6 separate regions of the Homo sapiens genome follow, and regions 1, 2, 4, 5 and 6 are each linked to region 3. Evidence: chromatin contacts called from ENCODE Hi-C or POLR2A ChIA-PET data. All regions are on one chromosome and are shown on one strand. Each heading gives the region's core, a stretch centred on a gene start or an enhancer-like site at or near the end of the contact. The rest is flanking DNA. Distances are from core to core; before and after follow the strand shown.

The links. A loop is a pair of places that touch in the nucleus more often than their neighbours do. ChIA-PET counts read pairs that join two places held with the same protein, here RNA polymerase II (POLR2A). Pooled maps may share reads with other maps.
Region 1: a loop to region 3 is called in a map with no recorded cell type, with 4 times the contacts of the local background. The contact joins the enhancer-like site here to the promoter of JMY in region 3. A Hi-C loop is called at or near these places in 2 of 37 single-sample maps with no recorded cell type and 1 of 50 pooled maps. POLR2A ChIA-PET finds 5 or more read pairs at or near these places in 1 of 52 experiments (HepG2).
Region 2: a loop to region 3 is called in a map of IMR-90, with 2.9 times the contacts of the local background. The contact joins the enhancer-like site here to the promoter of JMY in region 3. A Hi-C loop is called at or near these places in 1 of 168 maps with a recorded cell type or tissue (IMR-90) and 11 of 50 pooled maps.
Region 4: a loop to region 3 is called in a map of CD8-positive, alpha-beta T cell, with 5 times the contacts of the local background. The contact joins the promoter of SCAMP1-AS1 here to the promoter of JMY in region 3. A Hi-C loop is called at or near these places in 4 of 168 maps with a recorded cell type or tissue (CD4-positive, alpha-beta T cell, CD8-positive, alpha-beta T cell, ascending aorta and 1 more), 6 of 37 single-sample maps with no recorded cell type and 17 of 50 pooled maps. POLR2A ChIA-PET finds 5 or more read pairs at or near these places in 2 of 52 experiments (CD4-positive, alpha-beta T cell and CD4-positive, alpha-beta memory T cell).
Region 5: a map of OCI-LY7 shows a loop between it and region 3 (15-fold over the local background). The contact joins the promoter of LHFPL2 here to the promoter of JMY in region 3. A Hi-C loop is called at or near these places in 1 of 168 maps with a recorded cell type or tissue (OCI-LY7) and 8 of 50 pooled maps. POLR2A ChIA-PET finds 5 or more read pairs at or near these places in 1 of 52 experiments (IMR-90).
Region 6: a pooled map shows a loop between it and region 3 (5-fold over the local background). The contact joins the enhancer-like site here to the promoter of JMY in region 3. A Hi-C loop is called at or near these places in 1 of 168 maps with a recorded cell type or tissue (naive thymus-derived CD4-positive, alpha-beta T cell), 1 of 37 single-sample maps with no recorded cell type and 7 of 50 pooled maps.

The regions. Positions count from the first base shown.
Region 1 is chr5:78,572,914-78,575,613 of GRCh38, forward strand. All of the region lies in intron 2 of LHFPL2 (LHFPL tetraspan subfamily member 2), which reads right to left. Among named protein-coding and RNA genes, the nearest start is that of LHFPL2, 75 kb to the right of the region's middle. RefSeq lists an enhancer at 520-569. Within about 2 kb of position 1,283, at least 8 of the 41 ENCODE cell types and tissues checked have a DNase peak (open chromatin) inside an H3K27ac peak, as active enhancers do.
Region 2 is chr5:79,849,153-79,851,869 of GRCh38, forward strand. No RefSeq gene overlaps it. Among named protein-coding and RNA genes, the nearest start is that of LINC01455, 86 kb to the right of the region's middle. Within about 2 kb of position 1,409, at least 4 of the 41 ENCODE cell types and tissues checked have a DNase peak (open chromatin) inside an H3K27ac peak, as active enhancers do.
Region 3 is chr5:79,234,863-79,237,562 of GRCh38, forward strand. It overlaps JMY (junction mediating and regulatory protein, p53 cofactor), which reads left to right and starts at 1,269. Exons shown (of 11, transcript NM_152405.5): 1 at 1,269-2,700. The coding sequence starts at 1,789. LOC124901011 (a long non-coding RNA gene) reads right to left here and starts at 1,161. Exons shown (of 2, transcript XR_007058836.1): 1 at 949-1,161. RefSeq lists silencers at 1,171-1,220, 1,261-1,310, 1,341-1,780, 1,951-2,220, 2,504-2,700 and enhancers at 1,723-2,359, 2,411-2,700.
Region 4 is chr5:78,359,103-78,361,802 of GRCh38, forward strand. SCAMP1-AS1 (SCAMP1 antisense RNA 1) reads right to left here and starts at 1,439. Exons shown (of 2, transcript NR_105014.1): 1 at 1,112-1,439; 2 at 1-883. SCAMP1 (secretory carrier membrane protein 1) reads left to right here and starts at 1,515. Exons shown (of 9, transcript NM_004866.6): 1 at 1,515-1,626. The coding sequence starts at 1,570. RefSeq lists enhancers at 567-1,163, 965-1,054, 1,085-1,244, 1,164-1,760, 2,155-2,274 and silencers at 1,425-1,514, 1,945-2,064.
Region 5 is chr5:78,647,482-78,650,181 of GRCh38, forward strand. It overlaps LHFPL2 (LHFPL tetraspan subfamily member 2), which reads right to left and starts at 1,291. Exons shown (of 5, transcript NM_005779.3): 1 at 1,018-1,291. RefSeq lists silencers at 540-599, 890-1,829.
Region 6 is chr5:80,124,746-80,127,445 of GRCh38, forward strand. It overlaps a transcript of SERINC5 not described here. Among named protein-coding and RNA genes, the nearest start is that of THBS4-AS1, 42 kb to the left of the region's middle. Within about 2 kb of position 1,251, at least 4 of the 41 ENCODE cell types and tissues checked have a DNase peak (open chromatin) inside an H3K27ac peak, as active enhancers do.

The DNA of each region.
Region 1 (2,700 bases), core at 33-2,532, 660 kb before region 3:
ACTTAGATTCCTCGCACGCACGGTTCACAATAGGGTTTGTGCTCCTATGAGAATCTAATGCTGCTGCTGAGCTGACAGAAGGTGGAGCTCAGGCCGTAATGCTCGCTCGCCTGGTCCTGCTGTGCAGCTTGGGTCCCAAAAAGGCTTGGGCACCCAAGACCTACAGTGTGAAATAACACTGCATTGCTTCTCATTATCTAGTGGGGAAGAGAAAACAGGCAGGAACTCAATTTCCTGGAACGGGGAGTACAAGGAAAAAACTCATTTCTACAAGATCCATGAACAGAATTGTCTACCATGGTGGGTGCAAGCACTATCGTGACAGCCTTAAACCCAATCCATGAGGAGAAAAACTTCTTGGCACAGACTAAAAAGTAGTGACAAATGTGGCATTTGAGCTAAACTGAAAGGATGACTTAAATGTAAAGGTCCAATTTTAAGATAGGAAAAAATACTGGTTGGCTTAGGTGGTTAGCTTTTAAGTTTGCAACTAACTATAGCTTAGCTAAAAATAACCACCCCAAGTGAATGGCAGGGAAACAAGCGTCACTACAGCTGCCCCACTTAGAAGAGTTGGTCAGGGAAGTTGAGGCCAACACACTCAACCGCTGAAACAGCAGGGAAGGGCATGTTGGAGGTATCTCTGCAGAGGGGGTCTCTCAACAGAGGGACCTGTAAGTTTCACTGGTTAGGCAGAGGAGGAAGTGAGCAGAGCTCCTGCACAGCCTGTCTCTGCTTTCATCTTTTTTCCCCCCATGTTAGAATTTGACTTAAAATTTTGAAGAAAGCACTCACTGTTGAAACAAACACTTTGGAAGCCATTGCCCTGGACCCAAATAATTCTGGGGGAAAAATAAATCACAAGTTTTAAAATTCTAATTTTTATGTCCATTTTTAAATTGATTCAAGATTATCTTGATGGCTACCATGGGGGTAGGTTTGTGCATAGATTAAGAAGTGTGTAAGTTTTAGAATTCTGTAATGTTTGAATTTTGTATAATAGGAATGAACACTTGTCTCATCAAAAGTGCCTAACTAAGATCGTTTACTTCAAACTACTTGTGTTTCCTATATTTTATAGGAAACAAATTGTAACTAAATCCAATAGAAGCAAATACCCAAAACAGAAGAAAATTTCTCTTTTAATGCCAGCTCTTCTCCCAATTCCCAAAGAGGAGGAGAGTACGCTCACGATGAGAACTATGAAGCATTATTTACATAATGTCTGTTCTAACTTAGAGGAGGAAGTTTTGTCTTCAGACTGAAGAGGCCCACTAACAGTGGGCGTGAAGATACTGGTCCGTGGGGAGTATTTCACATTTCCCTTTAGCTGTTAAAGACGTGGGGAGGGTGCCCTCTGTACACCAGGCCCAGCCCTCCAGCAGCAGGGCAAAGGCCCAGCTTGGCCCCAGGAGGAGAGGCTGAGCTGGGATATCCTTCCATGCCCTCTAACCCTTCCCTGTGACCCATGGCACACATGTGAGAGCCAGTTGGTTGGGGTTAAAAGTACAGTCTGGCCAGAGGGCCCAGCTCAGCTAACTGGCCCACATACCAACTGAACCCTGACCCTGGCCTCACCATCTCCATTCTCTAACCAAATGTGTTAATTGGCTGCAGATTCTTGAACTATGTCTCAGATGCATTTCCCAACTAAGAACAACAAAAAAGTGATGGGACATAATTTTGTCTAGTAAGGGAAAACGGTTTTAACCAAACCACTGCTGATCAGCAAATTCAACAATCAGTGGTAAACAACCACCTACAATTGATTGAAGTCCTTTTCCCCACAAGATTTTTCTGTGCTAACAGGTTGCAGATGGCTCGCTGAAACCTTCAGAAAACACTGTCCTCAGAGGCAATTCTGCTGATGCATGTTTTGGTTCCTGAGCTTTCGCTTACATGAAGTGAAGGCTATTCATGCTAAAGCAGGGTGATTCTTCCTCTCTCCAGACCTGTTCTTGCTGAGCGTCACCAAACACCTCACCACCTCAGTCTCTCTGTGTGACTCAGAACTGCTGGCTGTCAGAGCAGGAAGGACCTCAGAGAGACTCTGGCCCAAAGTCATCATTTCATAAAAGAATCGAGAGACGTAAAGTGACCAAAGGTCTTGGTGGCAGAGCTAGGGACCGCTAAACAGACACTGCTTCCTAATCCTGTGTTCTTGCCAGTGGATTATAAAACAGGCTGCTCAGCTGTGCCTCAGGGACCACGTGGCAAGAAGGAGGCTGCAGGCAACCCCCACAGGGCAGCAGCTCTTGATCTGTTTCCTATATTAGGGTTAAACACAAGATTTCATTTGAAAGAAAGGGTTTTGCTGTAAATAAACAAACACCTTGAAAACCACCACATGGAGGGCCAGGCACAGTGGCCCTCCCATGTAATCCCAGCACTTTGGGAGGCCGAGGTGCGTGGATCACAAGGTCAGGAGATCGAGACCATCCTGGCTAATATGGTGAAACCCCGTCTCTACTAAAAATACAAAAAAATTAGCCGGGCGTGGTGGCACGCACCTGTAGTCCCAGCTACTCGGGAGGCTGAGGCAGGAGAATCACTTGAACCTGGGAGGCGGAGGTTGCAGTGAGCCAAGATTGCGCCACTGCACTCCAGCCTGGTGACAGAGCGAGACTCCATCTCAAAAAAAGAAAAAAAGAAAAACCCACATGGCAAAACTAACTCCACAAAATGTCAAAAGAGAGAAAT
Region 2 (2,717 bases), core at 159-2,658, 610 kb after region 3:
GGAGGCCGATGGATCACTTGAGGCCAGGAGTTTGAGACCAGCTTAGGCAACATGGTGAAACCCCGTCTCTACAAAAATTACAAAAATTAGCTGAGCATGGTGGCGCAGACCTGTAATCCAGCTACTTGGGAGGCTGAGGCAGAAGAATCGCTTAAACCCGGGAGATGGAGGTTGCAATGAACTGAAACGGCACCGCTACACTCCAGCCTGGGCGACAGAGTGGGGCCCTGTGTCTGAAACAAAACTAAAAACCCAAAATGGCACCAGAAGGCAAAATCGACTAGAAGAGCTCTCTCAGTCTCTTTGGGTTTTTTTTGTTTGTTTGTTTGTTTGTTTTACGAGGAGTGGGATTTCTCAGTGGGCATGAGTAAGGAGGGGGCGGTGCAATGGCAGCACTTAGGATAGCAGGGCCCGCCACTTGTCCAGGGGCTGCAACTGGGGGTGGACTTAACCCCACAGCCATCGGGATGAGGTGTTTCTCAGCCATGTCTTCAAATTCATCTGCATTAAACCTGGTAAAGCCCCACTTCTTGGAGATGTGGATTGCCTGGCAGTCAGGGAACTTGAAGTTGACCCCCATGTGGGCCTCGATCACATGCTCCTTGTTCTGCAGTGTGGTGCCGATGGACACGGCAATGTGGCTGAGGTGAACCCTGGCCACTGTGCCCTGGGGCTCTCCAAAGACCCCCCCCACATGCCTCTCTGGAGCCGAAGGTGGGGACAGCATGGGGTCAGAGATAGGAGCATCCGTTGGAAAGATCCGTCTCCAGGGTCCCTCGGAGTAACTCATACCAACAGCAGACTGCTACACCTCTGAGGGGCTACTGTGTGCAGAGGCTGCACGTAGAAAGAAGGGTGGGCTTAATCAGCAGCACAGACTAGAGGAGTTCTTGAGGCGGCATTTAAAATGATAACCCTTGGAGAAACGGGGCAGAAGCGCTGAGAGCAGAAGGGGGTCATGTGGTCTGATCTCACCCAGACCCAGGGCCTGGGAGGCAGTTGAGGGATTAGAGTACCAGGTGTCACTGCTTCCCAGAAAACACAGCTTGAGACCCAGGGAGAAGAACTTCTGGTGCCAAAGTTCTTTCTGGAAGGTCTGCACTGCTCTGAAACTGGGTATCCATGTGGGCCTGAGGACCGGTCTTTTCTATTGGTGAGAAAGCTTCTGTTACCTCTGCAGCAATAAGTCCTGAGTAAGCTTCTGGAGACTGAAAACCCGGCGACTACTGAGCAATGCATCGGCATGCACACTTAGGAACCTTATTTGGAAGCTGACGTCTCCTTTGCTCAAAGTCTGGCTTCTTTCCCCCTAGCATATAAAAAGTTTCCAGTCTGCATCTCCCCTCCTCTGATGTTCTTGATTAATCACATTCTGAGGTACAGCTTGGAGCCTGGCCTGAGCCATCAGTGAGCGGAGGCAGATATATTGGTCAAGACAATTACAGAGATGGGTCAGAGCATCAGAGGCTTTGGCCGCAAGTGCTGGCGATTAAGTTAGAATCCTTTGGACAAATGGATTAGTGCTGACTGGATGGGCTCACTCAGACAAAGGGAAATAAAAGACAACTTTCATCAAGACTAAGCTGCATCTCCCAGCCAGGCAGCCATCGTCAGTGCCTAGGAATGTCTGTTCTGGGACGCAGGGTCCAATTTGCCTCATTAGCCGGGACGCTGCACCTGCATTGGACAGGAATATGGTCCAAATTTGGAGGCCTAAGAGGAGAAAATCTAAGCCAACCTCTGTTGCTTCCAGAAGATTCCAGTCTTATGAAGTGAGACATCTGTCTCATTTGGGGTCAGATAACCACTGGACCCCAAGTTTACGAACATAGATACTTTGCAGTAAGCCAAGGGGCTTCCAAGAAATATGGCTGGTCTCAGAGTTGAACTGTGTTTGGGTTGACAGTGGCCTTTTAAATTCTCTGGCATCACCAGAGCCTGGCTGATGGGACCTTGCCTTTAATCAACACCGAGTAAAGAAACCTTCCAGGTGTGGGCTGGGGCTGCAGGGTACGGACTTTCCTGCTGTGTTCTCCTCCCCCTTGAGATGTCGGGGGACAAGGGCTTGGTTTGAGGTTTCCCGTGTGTTTCTTTGATGGAAGCACTGGGACCTTTGAAAATCAATCAGTAATATTCCTTCTGATTGGGGAAATCAGGGAGAGCAAACTGATCCCTATCTTTAAGGAAAGGTGGGATTTAGGCCAACATTTCTCACATCTGATTGCAGCTTAGAATTGCATGGGGCAGAGCAGTTAAAAAACTAACGCGTGGGATCTATCCAGACATTTCTCATGTAATTGTCTGGGGTGAGGCTCAGACATCCAATATTGTTTCTAAATCTCTTTAGCTGACGTTAATTGGCCAGGGTTGAGACACTCGGATTTCAGGTCCTCAACCGAAAAGAGAGTTTGTGTGTGCACTGTGTCCTGTCTCTCTAATTAGATGATAAACTCCTGGAGAGCAAGGATGGGGCCCCGTGTTTGGCATCTTCTCCCGCAGGGTTTAATGGAGTGCTGTACACCTTGGGTTCTCAATAAGCATTTAAATACAAATGCTTGGATGCATGAGCAAACAGCATTACTCTCTCAGAAATCTCATCCACTTGAGGCAGTGACAACTATTTTAAATACACTGCAATGCAGAGGCCCCTTTAAGGATGTCTGGGCCAGCTGGCCCTGCCACAATTACACTCAGCACCATTGTAACTGCTGAAGAAA
Region 3 (2,700 bases), core at 19-2,518:
AATCCCAGCTACTTGGGAGGCTGAGGCAGGAGAATCGCTTGAACCCGGGAGGCAGAGGCTGCAGTAAGCTGACATCGTGCCACTGTGCTCCAGCCTGGGCCACAGAGTGAGACTCTGTCTCAAAAAAAAAATTTTTTTTGGCTGTTTATTCAAATATCAGGACAATACTGAACCAAGTGTTGAAGCTTAGAGTTTAAGATGGACAATACTGAACTAAGTTTGAAGCTTAGCTAGTTCAGTACTGTTCTGTCATCTGAATAAACAGCTGTTTTTACTGAACCTAACAATACAAGGCTAATCCAAACGGTTTTGTATATACTTTAGAAATGTGAATAAATGTAAAAGAACTAATTTCCATTGTGCTTTACTATGGTGCACAACATCTGTGACTTGAATACTAATCGGAAAAAGAATGCCAATAATTATTATAAAGTCTACTAATTTTAAGAATGTGTTTCATCATAGTTTAGTAAGAATAGCAGAGATTGATATGACTGTTTTTGTATATGCATTCTGGGAACTCCCATAATTGAATACAACTTCAAAAGGGCTAAAGCCCAGTGACCTCAAAACGAGGTTCACAGAACAGTACATAATGATGAAACCTGAAGCAATAAAACACCAATGAACTGAAATGTAAACATTCATGCTGTTAGGACATGGCATTTTCATTTTTCATTTTGTTTTGGACTGTTACTGGGCTTTCCTCAGACACCTTCCTTTCATATATTAAACTCTGTCTTTCCAGAAAAGCTTCTGGAATTGTTTTTGTTTTTTGTTTTGGTCTCAAGGGCATTAGGGGAGAACCTAACAGGCTGGGGGCGAGCCCCACATAGTTCAGCACACCGTTCCCCGCGGCAACACGCTACTTCTGAACGCAGGAGCGACTCTCCGTCCGGGCTCCCTCCAGGAGAATGGAGGCAAATGTACATTCGAGGGTCTCAATACCTGGAATTCGAAACGTCTCAGTTCCTCCGCCTTAGTTCCTCTTTTCCCGGGTTCGGAGGCCACCTGTGCAGCAGGGCACACCTGCCACTCTCATCGCCCTCGGAGCCGGCAACCAGCCGACAGCCGGCTCCAGCCCCGGGGAACTGGAGGCTGCGCGGAAGGAAGGAGAGTCGGGAGCGCGGCCGCTCGCGGGCTGGCTCAGGGGACGCCGAGAGGAGGCGCCGGCGCGCGCGGGCGGGGTGCGCGCGCCGCCGCCGCCGCGTCACCAGCGTGCGGCACGTGCCCATGTTTACGTCCCTCGTGGAGCCGCCGACGTCAGCAGTCGAATGGCAACATTGTGGCGATGCTGAGGCGCAGAGTTTAGGAGACGGGTTCATCAGTCAGGCCGGCTCCGGGCTTTCTGCAGCAGCACCAGGGGCGGGGGCGGGGATCTTGACCTGGGCGAGCGACCGGGACGCATACAGCGCCGGCCTGACCCCGCGGGACCCGCGCCTCACCACCGGAGCGCCGCAGACGCAGCTCCACGGCCTCGCGCGGGGGGCGGCGGGCGGCCGCGAGGCGCTGCGGCAGCGCGGAGCTTGTAAACAGATCCGGCCGCAGGTGACCATGTGAACTACCTGCTCCCGGGACGCTTATTGTCCTTCTCTCGATCCGCGCCACAAAGGAGCTCGGCGGTCGGGGCGCGGAGGGACAGGCGAACGAGCCGGGAGAGCCGGCCGGCGCACTAAGATGGCTGAAGGCGCCCGGCGAGGGTGAGCGGGGGGCGCGGCGCAGCCAGCGGGGAGTCCTCGGGCGGGCCGGGCCGGCGGCCCTTCCCCGCGGCGAGAAGCCGGAGCCACCATGTCGTTCGCGCTGGAGGAGACGCTCGAGTCGGACTGGGTGGCTGTGCGGCCCCATGTGTTCGACGAGCGCGAGAAACACAAATTCGTCTTTATTGTGGCCTGGAACGAGATTGAGGGCAAGTTTGCCATAACCTGCCACAACCGGACGGCCCAGAGGCAGAGGAGCGGCTCCCGGGAGCAAGCGGGGGCGCGAGGGGGCGCCGAGGCCGGCGGAGCTGCGTCCGACGGGAGCCGCGGGCCCGGCAGCCCGGCGGGCAGGGGTCGGCCCGAGGCCACTGCCTCTGCAACTCTGGTTAGGAGCCCCGGGCCCCGGCGGAGCTCGGCCTGGGCGGAGGGCGGCTCTCCTCGGAGCACTCGCAGCCTTCTGGGGGACCCGCGGCTGCGGAGTCCTGGCAGCAAAGGGGCGGAGAGTCGTCTTAGGAGCCCAGTGCGGGCCAAACCCATCCCGGGTCAGAAAACATCTGAAGCCGACGATGCGGCGGGGGCAGCCGCTGCAGCAGCCCGGCCGGCGCCCAGAGAGGCCCAGGTGTCCTCTGTACGGATAGTGAGCGCCTCTGGGACGGTCTCCGAGGAGATAGAGGTGCTGGAAATGGTGAAGGAGGACGAGGCACCTCTGGCGCTCTCGGACGCGGAGCAGCCGCCGCCCGCCACCGAGCTGGAGTCTCCGGCCGAAGAGTGCAGCTGGGCCGGACTGTTTTCTTTCCAGGACCTGCGCGCCGTGCACCAGCAGCTGTGCTCGGTGAACTCGCAGTTGGAGCCGTGCCTGCCGGTGTTCCCCGAGGAACCTTCGGGCATGTGGACTGTGCTGTTTGGGGGCGCCCCCGAGATGACCGAGCAGGAAATCGACACTCTGTGTTACCAGCTCCAGGTCTACCTGGGCCACGGCCTGGACACCTGCGGCTGGAAGATC
Region 4 (2,700 bases), core at 189-2,688, 880 kb before region 3:
ATCCCGTCAAAGGGAGATTACAACAAATGTGCTTTTTGTCTATCATCTCTAGCTAGTGTTTCACAGTGGGGGGAGTATCATTTCCTGGGTGACTTTGCATAGAGCAAGCTCCCCAAAGGCCAAGGAATACTCAATCTAGATTCTTCCAATCCTCCGGTACCCACCAAGTCAAAAGAATTCTGGCTCCCTGTAGCTTCATCTAAGTGCTTTTCTGTTAGAGGAGAAAAGTGAGGAAAGCGATGCTCTTTCAATAAGTTCGGCAGGGTGGGGCAAGGAATGGTACAAATTGATTTTTTTTTTTTCTTGAGACAGAGTCTCGCTCTGTCTCCCAGGCTGGAGTGCAGTGGCCCGGTCTCGGCTCACTGCGACCTCCACCTCCCGGATTCAAGCGATTCTCCTGCCTTAGCCTCCAGAGTAGCTGGGACTACAGGCGTACGCCACCACTCCCGGCTAATTTCTGTATTTTTAGTAGAGACGGGGGTTTCACCATATTGGCCAGGCTGGTTTCGAACTCATGACCTTGTGATTCGCCCGCCTCGGCCTCCCAAAGTGTTGGGATTACAGGCGTAAGCCACCGCGCCCGGCCGGTACAAATTAATTTAACACATCTTTTGATAATCTCATCCTTGGTGTTGGAAAAGACGGGAAAATCCAAAAGTGTCTATTTTGTGCCCAAATGCTCAAGTTAATACTCGAGGGCCTTGATCTCTGGCCTCTTGCCATCCCTCTCCCCATTATTTCTGAAGAAGTAGCCATTTTGCAGATTCCGGAGGATGGGAGCCACGGCCGGCCCCTGGTACTGAATCTCATCTCCTTCTCAAGGCTCCTTGGATCAAGTTGGGACCGGCAGCGCCAAGGCTGCTCTCCGTGATTTAGCAGCAACCTAGAGTCAGAGAGACCGGAAGATGGGAGGCCGGGATTCTCAGGTGGGGTCAGGGGTATGCAAAAATCCTTAGCAGCGGCCGCGCCCCCGCCCCGGGGAGGTAATTTGCGGAGGGCGGTGCAGTAGCCTCTCCAGTGCCCGCGTCCCACGGTCTAACGGCACTGCTCCCGGGGTGCGCGGCCCACGACTCAGGCTGCCTCCCCCAACCTGACAAGTGTGCGTCCTTACCACAAAATGCCACCACTTCCCTAAGTGACGCTGGGCCCCGAGGACCTGATTTGAAATCGGTGTTCAGAAGACCGAGCCCGGCTGGACGCAGCTGGCCTCCGGCTGAGAGCGGAGGGGAAGGGTTCCATACTCTCCGAGGATCCCGCGGGCTCGTGGCGTGTGGAACGCTTTTCATCGCTTTCAGTTCCCGTTTCCTTCGCCCCGACTGCCTACTCGGTCGCAGCTAAAGCCCGGAGCGTGGGATCCGGGCCCGGAGGAACGGGATGGCGAACGCGAGCTGCGCCGCGGCCAGGAGCCCGCCGCACCGGGCATGCTCAGTGGCGCGGCCGGCTGGGTGGCCCGCGAGCTGCACCCGGATCTGCTCGGCGGCGGCGACGTGAGCGCGCAGGGGGGCGGCGGCCTCGCCTCGTCTCTCTCTCTGCGCCTGGGTCGGGTGGGTGACGCCGAGAGCCAGAGAGATGTCGGATTTCGACAGTAACCCGTTTGCCGACCCGGATCTCAACAATCCCTTCAAGGTGAGCTTCGGCCCCAGCATCTCCTGCCGCCGCGACGCGTCGTTGTTTGTGAAAACGGACGAGTTCCTTCGCGCCCACTGCGTCTGCCCCTCGGCTCCCCTTAGCAGCCCAGAGAGGGGCGCGGGGCCGCCGTCCTCCATTTGGGGTCGCGCCCCGGCCCCGTGTCACTCCTTTGGGTTTTGGGGCTTGGGGGTGGAACCTCCTCAGCTCGTGCCCGGTCGCCCTTCCACACGTCCCCGACTGGTGAGGGTCGTGTCTGCAGCCGGGACTGGGCCCGCGCGCCCGGAGGGGTCCTGGCCCGCCTCTCAGGAGAGAAAGCCGAGGGCAGGTAGAGTCGCCCCTTGCCAAGCAAGTGTGGCTGGCAGGGCCGGGAGTCGGCGGAGGGGGGCCCGCCCTGGGGTGGGGTTGTCATGGGGACCCGAGGTGGCGGCGGCGGAGAGCTGCGTGGGGTGATGGCAGAGGTGTGGAGGAGGAGAGAGGTGAGGGCACCGAGTATGCTGCAATTAAAAAAAAAAAGGTTATGTTTTTATTTTTTAAACTTGTGTTGCACCCAAATACCACCAGTGGCGCTGCCATCCCCCCTCTTTCTGTTAGGTTGAGGTTGAGGTTATTGATACCAAAGCAAAACTTAAAAATAAACATATCTGGAAAACAATAGTGCACGTGGACGACCTCTTCCCTACCCAGCTGCTTCTAGCAAGGTAAACGATGGGATATTTTCCAAGCTCCTAGTGCGTCACCGGTTCTCTGGGCTATGTGAGGATACCATTTCCTACTTGAGCTGCTTTTCTTCTTGGAGTCGACCTTATCAACCCCGGCTTCGGAAGGGCTTGGCACAGAATCCTGCAAAGGAAGGCGGCTGAGATATTCATCGTCTGCGTTTAAATGAATGCAACATCTAAATAACTCTCTCTTTGAAAGTATTCTGAATTTCCTAATGAGTGTAACTGTTAGCACGTGTAATTTGTTTCCAACTGTTGGTTGAAGTTGTTTCTCAATCCCCCCGGCCATGTGCAGTAGTAACTTTAATTTGCAGTCACACAGAATAAAACAGGAACTCTAATTTGTGGTCAC
Region 5 (2,700 bases), core at 41-2,540, 590 kb before region 3:
TCCTCCCTCGGCTCCAGCACACACTTTCCATAGCGGCCGCGTTGCAATTTCAAAGAGTTCTCCTTTCCACGTAGGTCACCCACCGATGGTAACCTACATGCACAAACACACTCGCACAATCACAACAGAGAAAATGGGACATACAGGAAATGGCCCGGGTGGAGGCGAGGACGGGGGTGGGGATAGGACTTTGTCTTTACTCTGGTGTTGCTCCCATTGAAACAAGCACATGGACTTTCATGGAACTCATGACCATCCTGAAATAACAGAAAAGTCGAACGGGATTGAAGAAAATCCTTTGCTTTTCTAAGTTCGAAGAACACTGGGCCGCTGAATGGAAGGGAAAAGAAAAAAAAAAACTGTGTGCCTAAAAACATCCAGAAACACACGCAGAGTCTCCCCAGTCCTTTGCCCAGCCCGTGGGCTCAAGCCGCCCATCCCAGATGCGGTCTTCCCCACTCCACGCCCACCTCTTCCAGCCCGCACCCCAAATCACTGAGCTGCCCACAAAAATGCAGTCCAGATTTGAGAAGCAGCTGACGTCTGTGGCCAGAGTGACCCACACGCCACGGACCAGGGACAGCAGGGGCGACCACGGGGCGGCCCCCAGGGAGCGGTGCCAGGCGCGCTGGAACCCGGCGCCCAGCTGCGCCTGGGACCCACGCGCCGCCGTCCGAAGCCCGCCAGCGACGCCCAGAGAGCAGGGCTCGCGCCGGCTTCCCGAGGAGACGCTGTTCCCGGCACAACTTTTTTCCACTTCTGCGGCCGCCGGCGGCGCTGAGAAGCAGCTGTTCCCTTCCCATTCCCAGCACCCAACGCCCATCCCGCAGCACCTCCGACCGCTCGGCGCGGTCTCCCAGGGCGCCGAAGCGAAGTTCCCGCGCCAGCCGCGGCTCAAGCAGCCAGGGCTCGGCCGGCCGCAACGGCTCCCCATGCGCCCGCGCGGGGCGCCCACCTGGCCGGGCCCACCGGCTCTCCCCTCCCGCAGCGCGCGCGGGCCCGACGCCTGCCACTCACCCGGCCCCAGCTCGGCGTCTCCGGCTCCGAGCCCGCAGCCTTCCCCAAGTCAGGGCTTTCAGTGACGCCTCCTCGCAGCCACCTCGCTCTTGCCCCCGCTGGCCGCGCCTGGAAGAAGGAGGCGGGAGGAGAGCGAGAGGAGAGCGGGAGGAGGCGGCGGGAGAGGGGGGCAACGCAAGGGAGGGGAGAGGGTCCGCGGCGCGGGGGAGGAGGCAGCGAGGCGAGAGAGCGCCAAGCTCGGCGGCCGCCCGGGCTAGCACTCGGGGAGAGGGAGGAGGAGGAGGGGCGGGGGCAGCGAGAGAAAGAGGCGGCCGAGCCGCCCTGCCCAGGCCCCGGCCCCGCGCCGCTGCCCAGTCACCATCGCCGCCTCCGTCCCGCGAGCGGGCCGGGCGTCCGGGGGAGGGGTCGGGCTCGGGGCTCCCGGCGCGGCGCGCGGGGCGGGACGGGGGCGGCGGGCGGGCGGACCAGGCCCGGCCTCCGGAGGGGAGTGTCCTGCGGGTCCGGGAGGGAGTCGGCGACAGGGGATCCCCGAGAGGGGGTGTGGGGGCCTGGGAACCGGTCCCTGAGCCCGCCGGGCAGCGGCGGCGGCGTCTCCCGGGGTCCTGCGAGGTTCCTCCGGGCCGCACCGGGGAAGCTCCCGGAGCAGCTTCGAGCAGCCCTGCCGGGAGGGCCGGAGGCGGAGAGCGGCGCTGACGGAGCCGGGGGAGAGAGGCCAGGCTGCTCCGGCGGAGAGCGGGCCCCGGGGCGCTAGGAGCAGTTCCCCCAGACCCGGGCCCAAGCGGAAAGAACGGCCGTCTGGTGACCCCGGAGAGTCCGAAACGGGAAAGGGGCCAAGGGGCGCCTGGACCCCCATCCTCGCCGCCCTCTTCCGGAGAGGAGGCTCCGGACATAAGTTCCCGTGCCCTCTGAATATCTAGGTGTGGAAACTCAATTCCAACAGTCACAAAGATTATTCCTAAATAGAATGCTTGGTGTCCTCAGCTTCCCTGCCCTCAAAATTACGGTTTCAGGATGATTTTCGGAGGCGCTTTAGGAACAGCCTGAAAAGGCATTCTTGTCCAGAGAGGGGATGCTTTAACTCCCCAGCTCCGCCCCCAGGGCTGGGAGCAAAGAACAGAGTTAAATGGCCATGAATTCAGGTGCCAGTATTGTTTGTGATTGAACTGTTAGGACGTGGCACCTCTCTAGGCAAACCCATCTTGTATTCCACCCCTCGCCACCCCCCCGCCCCCCGCCCAGTCAAATGCTCCCATTCCCAGTTTCTCAGCCCCTTGTCTGGGACACCTCTATCCACCAGTCGCCCAGATTCAGATTAGCAGTCAATTTTGGGCCTCGCTCCTCCACTCCCGGTAGCCAGTCCCATTAGTTCTTCATTTTTAATGCCTTTCCAGGTGCCATGTCCTTTCAAGCCCACTGCCGCCTTTCTGGTTCTCGCTATCTGGCACTGGATGGCGTGAGCGGCCTCCTACCGGTTCTCTGCTGGGGTCCTCTCTACACTTGCATCCATATGCGCAGGCCTACAGGTGAATGGCTCTAGAATACCCCTCAGGCAGGCCACTTCCTGTTCTAGAAGCTTTCTGAGGCACTTTGCCAGAGAACATTCTGAATTCCTTAAAAATCATCAGTTCAAAACCATACAACAACTGCACCTCCATACGCACTTCTCAGAGCCTGGGACTCTCT
Region 6 (2,700 bases), core at 1-2,500, 890 kb after region 3:
GCAACTCTCTGTACGTCCTGATTCCAAGTTCCTGGAGAAGGACACAGACTGAACCACCTTGGGTCAGGCACCATCCTTGACCAATTTACTAACAGTGCCCAACTCCCACCCAGGGTGGGGAGTAGTTGCAGGTAGTCTTGTTTATGAACATGGCAATCAGAAGCCCATCCCTGTCACTGTGTGGAGGGGAGGGGAGAGAAGAGGGATGGTTCCAACCAAAAAAGGTAGGGGGATGGACATCCCAATAGGGGTCCACTCCATTCCTGATGGCACAGTGAGACAGTTGTCATGTGTCACGTGCTAGACTCTTGACTCTGTGCCTCCCAGTACCTGCTACTGACCAACATGGTCTAGTGAGCGATTTTTCTTGTGAAGGCATCCATCCATTCATTCATTCATATAGCAAACAATTGTACATCACAACCTTATGCTAGGTGCTAGGTATACAATGATAAAACAAACACAAAAACCAAAACCACAATCTCTACCCTCAATGTGAGGAGATACCACCACATAAACGAACAATTACAATACTGTGAAACATGTTATGCTCAATCTATGGCCTAAATCAGATGAGAGGCTGGGCAGAGGATCAGGCTGCCAAGAAATGCTTCCTAGAGGGCATGCTGCCCGAAATGAACCTTGAAAATCAGGGAGCTTGATAGAAATAGGGAAAGAGAGAGTGTTTCAGGCAGAAGCAAGGTTCACTGTCAAGGAAAGGCATTTCAGGAAACCAAAAGTAGTATCTGTTTGACATGAGCTATATTGGAGTGAGAGTACTGGGAGGTAGGCTAGAAAGGGGAACAGAGACTAGATATGAAGGAACTTGAAAGCCGTAAGTATATGAAGAAGGCAATGGGCTTTCTACACAGGAATGACCTTGAAGACTTGATTTGCATTATTGAAAGCTCACCATGGCTGGAATGGATTGGGGACGTCCGATGATGGGAAGACTCAGCTGGGCAGTTGCTGCATTAACTGTGGAGTTATAATGGTGACCTACGAGAGCAGCTTTGGATACGGAGAAGAGCAAACTGGTTTAAGAAACGTCATCACCTGGGTCAAGAAAAGGACATGCAGTGGGTTGGGTAGGGAGGAAAATAGATGTAAATAAAGTTATTAGTTGAAAAAGAAAAGCAAGATCGAGAGAGAAATTAATTCTATTGCCATCTATTCATGAGAATCACAAGGCTGAATCAAAAGCCTTCCTGCAAACCTAGACTCACGCTGGTTCAGTTCAGAGACTCTATCAGAAAGATGAGGAGCTCATGAGTCATCCATCAATGTGATCTTGTGATTTTTCTTGTGACCACAAGACAAAGGAAGAGAAGAGTACTTTGGAGTCATTATGATGAAAATTCAGTTGAATACACTGGAAAGTCAAAACGAGAGGAGAAGGAGGAACCGAAAATCTGATTCAGTCTTGACCACCAAGTAGAATTGGGACAGAAACAATTAAGTAGGCACAGATCCAATTTGGATTATAAAAAGCTGGTTCATCAGGAAGGCCACTATAAAACCAGAAGCAAACGAAGAGTCAATTAAGTACAAAAGTTTTTACTATGACTATGCAGTGAGGTCCAAACTGTACTAAATTTGAAGTTCCCTGCCAAAGAGAAATGTAAGCTTCCCTGGTGGTATAAGTCAGAATTTCATGACATCAGCCAGATAACCACAAAAGAATATATCTTTTAGTGCTAGATGCTTCTAAGCCTTTCTCCACCCAACTAACCAACATTCACTTACTGATTTACTTATTTCTTTAACAAACACACTCCATTTCATAGCCACATTCTTTCAAAGCTGACAGGTTGAGATATATCTAAAACACAAAATCTCCAACATACATTTTCTTCTTCAATGTTGTGAGATGTATTTTTCTAAAACACTGTTCTGCACATACTACCATTCCAATATTAAAAACAAGTTAGTTATCCACTGCCTTTTTTGTACAAATGAAATTCATAAATTTTAATTTGGTTACAAAAAAATTTTTCATCAAAATTTTTGCTTATTTGTTTATATAAAAATGGAGACAGGGTCTCACTATGTTGCCCAGGCTGGCCTCAAACTCCTAAGCTCAAGTGATCTTCCCACCTTGACCTCCCAAAGTGATAGGATTACAGGCATGCGATACCAAGCCTGGTATAATTTAAATTTTTAATTAAAAATTGTTAATTTGTCTACAAAATAAATATATACTCATCATCAAAAACTTTCAAAGAAGAAGATTAAAATCACCATAATTCCAACACCCAGACACAATCACAATCACTTCTGTAAGTTAGGATATACTGACAGCCTATGTGACAGGGAAAAAACTAAGTTGTAAGAATTTTTTAAAAACCTCCTATTCCCCATTACAGTAGATTTTATTACTCAAAATATTTGCTGCCCCACCCTGGGGAAGATAATACTTCCCCACTTCATTGCATCAGCCTTAGAGATGTGGTTTGAGGTGTCCCTTCTTGTGGGAGGATTACATATTCTCATCTCCTTGACCTCAAGAGTGGCCATGAGACTTGCTTTGACCAATGCAATGATAACAGAAGTGATGTGTGCCACTTCGAAGCAGAAGCTCTGATTCATCATATGGTTCTACTATGTTCGTTCTCTCTTCCATGAAACCAGCAATATCCCAAATACAGACTGCTGGTCCCAGGATGGAAAACTTAGAGCAAAGCTACCGGTAGCCCACAA